2 separate regions of the Mus musculus genome follow, and region 1 is linked to region 2. Evidence: chromatin loops called from intact Hi-C (ENCODE). Cell type or tissue: left cerebral cortex. All regions are shown on one strand. Links, peaks and the distances in the headings refer to the core of each region. The heading gives the core; the rest is flanking DNA. Region 1 has its middle 34 kb from the start of Stmn4. Region 2 has its middle 83 kb from the start of Gm5464.

What was found. A loop is a pair of places that touch in the nucleus more often than their neighbours do. Peaks named below come from ENCODE experiments on the same cell type or tissue, not always from the same donor. Only the 100,000 strongest peaks of a DNase experiment are listed, where the experiment ranks them.
Region 1: it touches region 2 in a loop (5-fold over the local background); 35 of 42 quality-filtered maps call a loop at or near these places.

Annotation. Positions count from the first base shown.
Region 1 is chr14:66,375,719-66,381,098 of GRCm38, reverse strand. No RefSeq gene overlaps it. Among named protein-coding and RNA genes, the nearest start is that of Stmn4, 34 kb to the right of the region's middle. In left cerebral cortex, for the core only: a CTCF peak has its summit at 3,076 (motif pointing left); a DNase peak (open chromatin) is centred at 3,009.
Region 2 is chr14:66,782,839-66,788,218 of GRCm38, reverse strand. No RefSeq gene overlaps it. Among named protein-coding and RNA genes, the nearest start is that of Gm5464, 83 kb to the left of the region's middle. In left cerebral cortex, for the core only: CTCF peaks have their summits at 3,101 (motif pointing right) and 4,433 (motif pointing left); DNase peaks (open chromatin) are centred at 3,115, 3,845 and 4,363.

The DNA of each region.
Region 1 (5,380 bases), core at 198-5,197, 410 kb after region 2:
CTACAGAAAGAGCCATGTGAGCAGCTCAATGATTAGGGATTGAGATGAAAGACCCAGATGTCTTCCTGATTCGTGTTGGGAGTTGTTTGTATAAAATCTGAAAGCTACATGCAAAGGACCCATTCTCAACCTGTGGGTCAGGACCCCTTGATGGTAGAACAACCGTTTCACAAGGCACCTAAGCCCATCTGCATATCAGATATTTACACTATGATTCATAACTGTAGCAAAATTACAGTTATGAAGTAGCAATGAGATATTTTTATGGTGGGGAGTCACTTACAGCACGAACTGTATTAAGGGGGTAGCAGCATTAGCAAGGTTGAGGTGCGGTGATCTAAAGGAATATACATGTTACAAAACAAAAAGCAAGTGTTGTCCTACTGACTAACAAGTCAGATAAACTTGGAATAGCTGAATATGGAGGTCATTGATTTTCATGTAGGTTGTTAATTAAAGCCGTTAATTTGATCCACTAAGTATTTAAAAGAGCAGCTCATTGATTATCAGTGAAATCTAAGACAAACTGTCATGGGTAATGAAAAGATCCTAAGTAGACGGCAATTGCCAGCTTTTAAAATAACTGGAGGTTTGATCGAAAGGAACCCATGAGTGTAAAATTGACTGAAGGGGTTTTTAAAAAATATGAATAAATGCCAATACAAGTTCAGCCCACACAACAGAAGCGGGACAAGTTGGTAACGGAGTAAACGCTTGGAACAACAGCAGGCAGTGTTTATTGTCAATTTGACAGTCTAAAGTCACCTGGAAGATGGGCGTGCTATGGAGATTATCTTTATTGCATGGGGCAGGAAGACACGCCCACAGGGGGTGGGGCCATTCTCTGACTGAAATCTGAGACTGTAAGCAAGGAAGAAGTGTGCTGAGCAGTGGCACCTATGCCTTCGGTCCTTCCCCTCTGCTTTGGACTATGACTACTAATGTGACTATCAAACTCAAGTTCCGGCCTTCCAGACTTCCCTGCAGTGATAGGCCACGATCTGGAGGTGAGGGCTAAAACAGACCCTACTTCCTTAAACTGCTTTGCTGGGGTATTTTATCACAGCAACGGGAAAGGGAACTAACACAAATGGTAAATAGAACAGTGGCTGTTGTGGAAGACCGTAGGGGTTGGCCAGAGCCAGGGACCCTCCCCTTTTGACTAATTATGTACCTCCCATGGAAGAAACAAGCTGATCCTCTCCTCCTAGGTCTCCTCCTCCTCTTCTTCCTCCTCCTCTTCCTCTTCCTCCTCCTCCTCCTCTTCCTCTCCCTCCTCCTCCTCTTCCTCTTCCCTCTTCCTCTTCCTCCTCCTCCTCTTCCCTCTTCCTCTTCCTCTTCCTCCTCCTCCTCTTCCTCCTCCTTATTTCTTTTGAGGATAATTTGATTCTTGTACAAATATTGCTGCCTTTGTTTGACTTTGGATTTGGACAAACCTAGAGTCAAAAAATGTCCCCTTATTTATACTTTACAAGTTGTCCCATATGAGGCAAGGCACCTCCAGCCTTCATCTCTTCTTGGTAAAATGGGGCTGGTAAAACCCATCTAGTGGGCTTTAAGGCTTAAACTTAATCAAGGATTCAATAAATAGCAAAGTGACTGACAAGGAGCTGGACACTTGGTTACTGTTGCCTGTCTTTTAAATGTTCCTGCTCCTCTCATGGTCCCCTAGCAATAAAATCCAGTGGCCTTCCGGAGTGTAAAGAGGGGTAAGTCACAGGAAACGCCTTCAACATTTGGAGTGGGTCTAAAACATTATCAGCCTAGCCAAGAGTGTCAACTGGTGCATTCCTAAAGCTGTTGGCAGCCACTGCCCTAGTGGACTAGGGCAATTGTTCTTTCCACAGTTTGAGAGGACCAGACCTCCCTTTTCACAATGAAGTGCAGGGAGGGTGACTCCCCTCCCCCACCCGAGAGGCAGTATGTGTGAGCAAATTCTCAGTCCTTTTTTTTGTTGTTGTTTTTAAAAATCTCTTTTAATAAGTTCTGTTTTATGATCAATCACAAGTAGGTTATTCATGGGAGAGGAGGTGCCTCTCTGGGGAAAATACACTAGCAGAAGATTGAATTTAAAGCATCAGAAACGATGTGACAAGATGTAAAATAATACTATGCTAACCTACAAATGACTTATTAATGCTGTGGGCCATGTCTGGGGCGTGGCCTCATTTACCCAATAAAATTTATGGATGGATAAAGACATTAACAATGAATAATTTCAGTCTGTGGTATCCATGGATACATAGCTCAATTGGAAACCATTTCTTAGGAGTTCATAGGCAGCCATTAATAACCATTGAGTCTTGGCCACACAGCCTTTGACAGGCTAGCTTATCAGAGCTCCACGCCTTGCTGGAGAGACTTATGTGAGCGCAAGGCTACAAGGAAACCTACACTTAATGAATGTCTATTAACGTCTTGAGGAGAAGATGAGGAGTGATTAGCTGAGAGAGTTAATGAATTGTCTGTTTAAGTGGGTTTACGAGGCAAATGAGCGTGTGGAGGTGAAATAGGACATCCAAAGACGTTCTGGCTCAAGTACACTGTGAACCTCTAAAGCATGAGCATGCAATATTTCCCGAGCTTGTCAGATGAATGGAGCCTTTCTTCTCAGAGAATTTTAATGAAAACCACATTGAGAAATGTGGGGAATGGAGATAAAACATACAGAAAATGTAAACAAGTCAGATAAATATGGTGCACTTGTGTGCATGCATACAAATTGTGTGTGTGTGTGTGTGTGTGTGTGTGTGTGTTTCTCTCAACAGGATACTTTTATCCCATAAATAACAACAGCAGCAGAATAGCTTCCTAAGCAGGCTGCACCATACAGCATTTGCATGACCTCAGTTTGCCTGCCATTACCATCAAAGGAAGAAGCAATCCGATAGCTCATTGGCATCAGCTCTTGCAAAGCTATAAACATCCCAAGACCCCTCGTCACCATGGCAACCTTATCCCTAATTACCAACTGTAACAGCTATGGTTGCAGTCGCCTCTTTTGTGCAAATTTGTCCTGGAGAATTCTGGGCGGTTCCCGTAGTAGAAACAGTACGAACGCCACCTGCTGGTCATATTCCTGTACTGCGCTAGCTCCCTGTGATCTCTGGGGTCCAAAGTCAAAGCCAAGAAAATAAAGCAAGATGAACAATCATCAACTCCAGAAAAGGGGTTCAGGGAGTGGGGGAGGTTTGGGGGAACGAGGGGTCACGAGGGAAAGTGACTGTGTGTAATTTTTACAAAAATAAACTTCCGTTCTTATCTTAATAAAAGTAAGGGTCCTGGAAACAGTGACAAATCTTCAAAGCATGATAGAAAGCTGAGATGGGAACATAAAAATTTGAATGTGAAAACACATGTGTTTGATATTAAGAAATGTATTGGAGTCCGTGTGAACTCCTAGCAGAGACCTGCTTTAAGTGCATTAAATACTGTCAACTTGCTTTAAGATGGCAGTGTAGAAGCTGGGGAGACCCTCACCTGCAACCCCTGCACTTGAGAGGCTGAGACAGGGAGGAACTGGCATTGAAAGCCACCTGATGAGTGAGATGCAGATAAGCCTGTGAGATGTAGCAAGACCCTACTGCATAAACTTAAATGGCAAAATGTGTCTAGAAAACTGCTAAGTGTGATTATCAGATATGAAGATACACCAGACTGTCACAGACCAGCTTAGGGAAATTAAAAATCGGAGCCCTGGGGTGGTGGGGAGGAATGCCCATAAATTCCCCTGGATGCTTATTCGCTTAGGATAAAGTCCTATCATCTATCGAAAAATGATACTATTAACATATGTTCTCTTTATTTTGTTATTATTCTTTCTCCTGTTTCCTCTGTAGTAAAAACATTTCTGAATTTGTATTACACAATGGTTAAAATTGGTTTTTTCTATGTTGATTCCTATGCATGTCAGAATTCTGATGTGCAGCATTCTCTAATGTCAGTATTTCTGTGTTTCTTTCTTCCTCCTCTCAGCCCACATTGTGTCTTAGTTCTTGTTACCCTTGTCTTTGATTTGCTTCATGGCTTCTTGAATTTCCACCGCAGAATCTATTGACATTGGTTTTCTTTTCCTTTTATATGAAAATTACCATTTCTCTCAGAGTAGCCCACCTGCCTGTGCAACTAAGTGTAATGAGAGCCATTATTTGGTGCTTTGATCTTTTTTCACGATTCTTATTGGTTTGGGCGGGGGGGGGGGGGGTTGGGGTTTAGAGGGACAAGGTCTCAGTCTGTCCCCGTGGCTGACCTAGAACTTGTGAACCTCTGCCCCAGTCTTCTGGATGCTGAGATCACAAAGGCACATGGCTGCCTTAGGCTTCTGAGATCACATACACACACACACACACACACACACACACACACGGGGGGGGGGGGGAGTGGGGAGTTAGCAGGCCTCTGTGCAGGTTTTTCCCGTGTGTTTACACATCTTTGAACACAAATAGTTTCTGTGCCCCGAGGTGGAAAATTCTCCTTTAACCCTTTCAGTGCCCTAGAATGTCTGAAGAACCATCGGCTCCAAGACATACAACAGCGATGCGCTCCGCCACCCAGTGATGCACACAGCCTAGGTGACAGAAAGTGCAAGGGGAACACCCACAAGGAAAAAAGAACCCTAGAGTAACCCCAGAGGCAAATCCTCCTGATCCATCCACTGTGTGCCTCAGCAACATTTCCTCCCACAGATCCTGTGCTGGTTTTAAAGGTTGGTGTCCCCAGAGGGCTGCCTGAGGCCTTTCCCTTGTTTATGGTGTGTTGTTTGGTTTGTTTCATTTGTTACTATAACTCCAGGAGGTTTGACCTTTCTTAAAATGAGAGCACTCAGGCCAATCATTCAGTCCCAGTGAAGCTGAGCTCCAGTAGGGAAAAGGCCACAGCCCTTGAAGTTTCTCGTGGGAAGGAGATAGGGCCTTTATTTGCCTTTTTCATTAGTTTGACTATATTTTATCTGTTTGTTGTTTTGTTTTGTTTTGTTTTGTTAGTATACGAAGTGATTGGTCTCACTATGGGATCCTCAGACATACTTTGATGTGTGAATCCTTGTCCCTGTCTCCTCCCCTGCCCCATTTCCCACCCCCTCCTCCACACTCTCACCCCTTCTCTGACTCCCTTACTCCCTCCTCCTCCTCCCCCATCTCTCTCTCCTCTCCACCTCCTTCTCAGTCCCCTCATCTTTCATGTCTTGTTCTGTAATCCTCTTTCTTCCTCTTCTCTCAACCTCCCTTAATATCTTTTCCCCTCTCGTGGGTCCCATTCTAGTTCCATGACCCATACACACACCCTTACGCTGAGACACACACATAAAAATGATGAGAGAAAGCATGCAATCTTTGGTTCTCTGGGTCTGCGATGTTCCTCTGCTTACGATAATAATTTATAG
Region 2 (5,380 bases), core at 76-5,075:
ATTTGACACAAATGTAGTAACCTGGGAAGAGGGACCCCCAGTTGAGGAGTTGGCTCTATCAGCTTGGCCTATAAGCAAGTTGGGGGTACATATTTTAAATTAATGATTGACGTGGGAGGATTCAGCTCGTGTGGGCAGTGCCACCCCTGGGAATGTGGCCCTGGATTGAAGAAGAAAAGCAAACTGAGGGTCTCTAATAACTGGAGTGGGGAGGGGGCTGTCCCTGAATCTGTTGCCTGCCTGTGGATCTTGGTCACGTAACTGAGACACCTTGTCTGGCCTCAGTGGGAGAAGATGTGCCTAGTTCTACAGAGACTTGATGTGCCAGGATGGGGTGATACCCAGGGAAGAAAGGGATGAGGGATGGGAGAGGGACTGTGTGAGGTTGGGCAGGGAGGATGTGAGGGAGGATGTGAGGATGCGAGGATGTGATTGGGATGTTAAGTGGATAAATAAATAAGGAAAGAAAGGAAAAGCAAACAGAGCAAGCCATGAACAGCAAGCCAGTGAGCAGTGTTCCTCCATAGTCTCTGTTTATGTCCCTTCCTTGGCTTTCCTGGATGATGTAATGCGTGTAACCTATAAGCCAAATACGTGTTTTCCTCTCCCATGTTGGTTTTGGTCAGTGTTAGTTACAGTAACTGAAAGGCAAACTAGATCACTGCAGTCAATGTTATTTGCAAGACAAAGTTGATACCTTGTTTCGATTTTCATTTTGAGCAGTTTACACCTGGGCTAGCTCTAAGTATCTTCTGATGTATAACGTTAGTTTTGTGTCTATACAGCAGCCTGTTAAATCATTTGGGGCTTGTGTCCATATGCTCTGTGCTGCAGAGTGGTTTAGTTACAGAGCAGAAGAATTGTCTATTTGAAAGTCTAAATGGACTCACCCATAAAACTGTCAGAACCTGGACCTGTTACTGGTTATAAATATGTCCAATTAAAGGAGCATTTGATTTATATCATATACGAAGAGTGAAAAAAAAAGAGTTAAAACTTGGGCATATTGATGAGGTCTCCTTAAGATAATAAAGCCCCCCCCGACAATTATAAGAAAACATGGATGTCATTAGCTCCCTGGCTTGGGGTTGTCATGTGCCCCTCAGCTCAGCTTCTGTTTGGGGGATGGAGAGTGGATTTGGTTGGATTCATGAATGCACACAATGCCACTGAACCATATGCTTAGAAATGGTTAAAATGGAAACTCTTAGACCGTGCAGTTCTCCTGCAGTGAGTGGAGAGCAGCCTGGGGAACCACATCCACAAAGCCATCGGAAGGGGCAGTGGTGGGTGACTCAAGGGGGATGGGGGAGGGAAGGAGAAGCGGGATAAAGGGACTCTAAGGAGGTGACTTGGGTTTCTGTTGCTTTAATGAAAACACCATGACCAAAAAGCAAGTTGGAAAGAAAGGGGTCTATTTGGCTTACATTTCCATATCCCTCTTCATTGCTGAAGGAACTCAAGCAGGGCAGGACCCTGGAGGCAGGAGCTGATGCAGAAGCCACGGAGAGGTAGGCACTGCTTACAGCTTGCTCCCTTGGCTTGCTCAGCCTGCTTCCTTATAGAACCCAGGACCACAGCCCAGGGATGGCACCACTGGTTGAGAAAATGCCCTACAGCTGGATCTCATGGAGGCATTTCCTTCACTGAGGCTTTTTCCTGCGTGATGATTCCAGCCTGTGCCAAGTTGACACAAACCCAGCCACAGTACAGGTGGTAAAATGATTCTGTCATGGGGGATAAATGACATCCAATGTTTGGACAAACCTCAGGACTATACAGCTTGGAATGAAGTGTGCCTTACACGGGCCTTAGTGACAATAATGCATAAATACTAATTCATCCACTGCAACAGACACACCACACCTGCAAGATGTGAATGATAGGAAACAGAGAAGGAGGTAGAACATAACCTCTACATGCCTTGCTCACTTGAAGACAAAGTCTATTCATTATTATTTATAAAGCCGCCAGAAGAAGACACGTGAGCAAAAAACAAATGTAAGAATTTTGGCACAAGAGGACAGTGGAGGGAAGCCCAAAGGAAAAAACTCTAGGTAAGAATTTACTATTATTAATTATTATTTTTAATTTTCCAAGTACAGATGTTTTGGAAAATTAAAAATGAATATATATACATACAGAATTCTTCAGGCATGAAATGCTGAGAGAGTGTATTGATAGCACTCTCAGCCTGCAGAACTGTCAAAGCAAATCCCTTAGCTGGGGAGAGAATGACATCAGATAGAAATATGAACGCAGAGTGAAGGAGATAGTTGGGAGGGCACCTCAAAATAAAAGACTAAGTGGTGCGTTCCAAAGGCTCACACTAGGCCAGATTCAGGGGTGCATGGGGTAGGCCAAGCAGAACTAACTGCGTTGCTTTAGATCAGTGGTTCCTGACCTTCCTAAAGCTGCGACCCTTTAATACAGCTCCTCATGTTGTAGGGACCCCTCCCCCCAACCATAAAAGTATCTTCACTGCTACTTCATAACTGTAATTTTGCTACTGTTATAAATCATAATGTAAATAGTTTCGGAGACAGAGGTTCGCCAAAAGGGTTGTGACCCACAGATTGAGAACTGCTGGTTCAGATGTTAGTTTCTTCCTTGATCAGGTAAGGTACGGCGTCACTGTGGGTGTGCATCACTGTGGGTGTGCATCACTGTGGGTGTGCCGGTCAGCCTGGGATCCACATGGTGGAATGAGAGGACCAGCTACAGAAACTTGTTCCTTGACCTCCACATACGCGGTGGCACACACCCCTTCCTACATACATAAATAAAAATGCAATGAAAATCCACAGGAAATTATTTTATCATATCTCTGGGGAGTCCGGTCCGAAACGGAGGCCCTGGCTGGGTGGGATTCTTTTGTGTCTCCCTAACTGTGCAAGGCGTGTCTCCCTATGTCTTCCTTCTGTCTATGCCTGTTTGCTTCATCGTCAAAGGACACTAGACATATTAAATTAGGGCCCATCTCAAAGATCTCATTTTAGCGTAAAGCAGTCACAGTCAGAGGGGCTGGGAGTTGGGTCTTCAAAAGACACTTAAGGGTGTCAGCTTAAAGCTATTTGGGCGGTCTGTGGCGTGCTCTGCATCCTGGCCAGCAGAGGGCGCTGATGCCTGCATTGAAGCTTCAGAGAATGAGTTAGAGGAGCATTTCTGTCTTGGAGAAAGCTTCTGGGAGCCCAGCTTGCTCTTGTCCTATGTACACCCAAGTTTCCTTGTGTACCCTACTTCGTTACAAATGGTAAGAAATAAATGGTCATAACCTACTCCCTCTCTCTCCGTGTGTGTGTGTGTGTGTGTGTGTGTGTGTGTGTGAGAGAGAGAGAGAGAGAGAGAGAGAGAGAGAGAGCGCAAACAAGAGCAGGCAATCGGATACACATTGCACACAGGCCAGAGGTTTATGCTGTGTATCCTCTTTAATGGCTCTCCACCTTATCGCTGGGAGCCTGTACTTCACAGATTAGGTTAGGCTGGCTAGCCAGAGACCGCTGGGGGTCCACCCCTGTCTCCTCCCCTCTAGCATAGGGCTTACAGGTCAGGGGTCAGTACTCACCCTTTGCACAGGTTTTGGGAATCCAGACCCAGGTTTTCATGTTTGTGTGGTAAGCACTCGACCGACTGAGTCATCACCTTGCTTTCTATATGTGGGAGCTTCCAGTGTGGTGAAGTGTGTCTGCTGTCTTTGAACCCTTCAATGGCCTTTTCTGTTTCCAGAAAACATTTCTCCCTAGATACCATCTCTCTCAGGATTCTGTTTACTCTCTCTTCCAGCAATTCACACTCTGTCTCCGCCCACCTGGCAATTACCAACAAGTTACATAAATTGGTCTCCTTACCTATCATTGCATGTGGGAGGTAGTTTGCCCTGGGTACATGCCGTCCTCTGTAAAGGACAGAGGCTTATGAAATGCTGTCACAGCAGAACTTTAGAAGTACTGGAAGACAGATAAGAAAGCCCCCGTGAGCATGTCCCACCAAAGCAGCTGCTTTCATTTTGCAGACGGCTTCTCATTTCTTAGTTGTACGGTTATAAGTTTTACTTCTGTATCTGTGAGGATGCATGCAAGAAAGCACAGACGATGTGTGTGGACGACGATTTCATGTAAAGAACAGGCTGCACATGAAACTGTAAAAGTAAAAGACCATGGATGTGAGAGACTGGAAGCTTGAAGGAGGCTCTCTGTGCAGCAGAGACTGACATCATCCGAACCACTCGTGAGACAGCATGAAATGTAGCGTTGTGTAACGTAACGTAGCGTAGCGTAGCGTAGCGCTGGAAGTTTGGGAAGAGTCTAGAAGCTGAAGTAAATGTGGCCACTATGGTGAAGTGTCATTGCTACACAGGGCTGGCAGGAAGGAGGGGCAGAATCCTTCTCCATCCAGCTGATCTCCCTCTACTGCCTCCTACTGGCAGAAGCTAGCAACAAGTCCACTGACAGGAGAAATAGCATTTGCAGGAGTCGAGTTCTTACATTGTAGAGCCCAGGATAGAGGGGAGGTTTTGGAGATGACAGATACGAGTTTAACAGCATAAGTTACCATTTAATCAGCATCCACATTCACGTGTGAGCATCCGAATATCACCAGTAGTAACTGTTATGTTTTGGCCTCATCAGATGACATACCATCTTCATATAAGTAAGACCCAGACTCTCCCCATAAAAGACCAAGAAGCTGAAGTAGCTCCCCGTGGACAAAAATGGAACAATAGGAAGTACAAAATGACTAAGTACACTTTGAACTAGCCAATAGATAACTTAATTTTTTTTCTTTTTGAGGCTATGTCCAACTATGTAGCCTGGGCTAACCTGAACAGACTATGGAAACCAGGCTGGCCGGGAACTCGCAGAACTCCACTTGTCTCTGCCTCTTGAGTGCTGGGACGAAAGGTTTGCAGCGCTATGCTGTTGTGTGACTATTCCTGGGAAGAGGTGAATAAATGTGCACACTCACCCTGGCTGATGACCATTGTCATCAGGAAAGACACCACCAAAATCTACTTTGGTGAACTAATGAGATTATTGGGCTCACTTACAGGAATATGAGCAAGAGCTTACTTACAGAGGTAGTCATAGCACAAGGACAGCTATGTCACCAAATACTCACCCAAGCATGGGTGACAGCTCACAAAGCTGGGGACCTGCAGCATGCTGCACAGCCTGTGGGGCAGCTCAACAGGTTGGAGAGTGTCTCTTCCAGGCACTTAGATCTGAGATTCTTCTGGGCAGCTTGGGTGGCCTCTGTCACTTTTGGGCAGCTCAGATTCTCTCAGAATGTATCCTGCTTCTATCCATTTGGGGAGGGAGGGACCTAGAATAGTTAGTCATTTTCAGGGACTTCCTGAAGTCATTGAATTGTTTACTTTGAG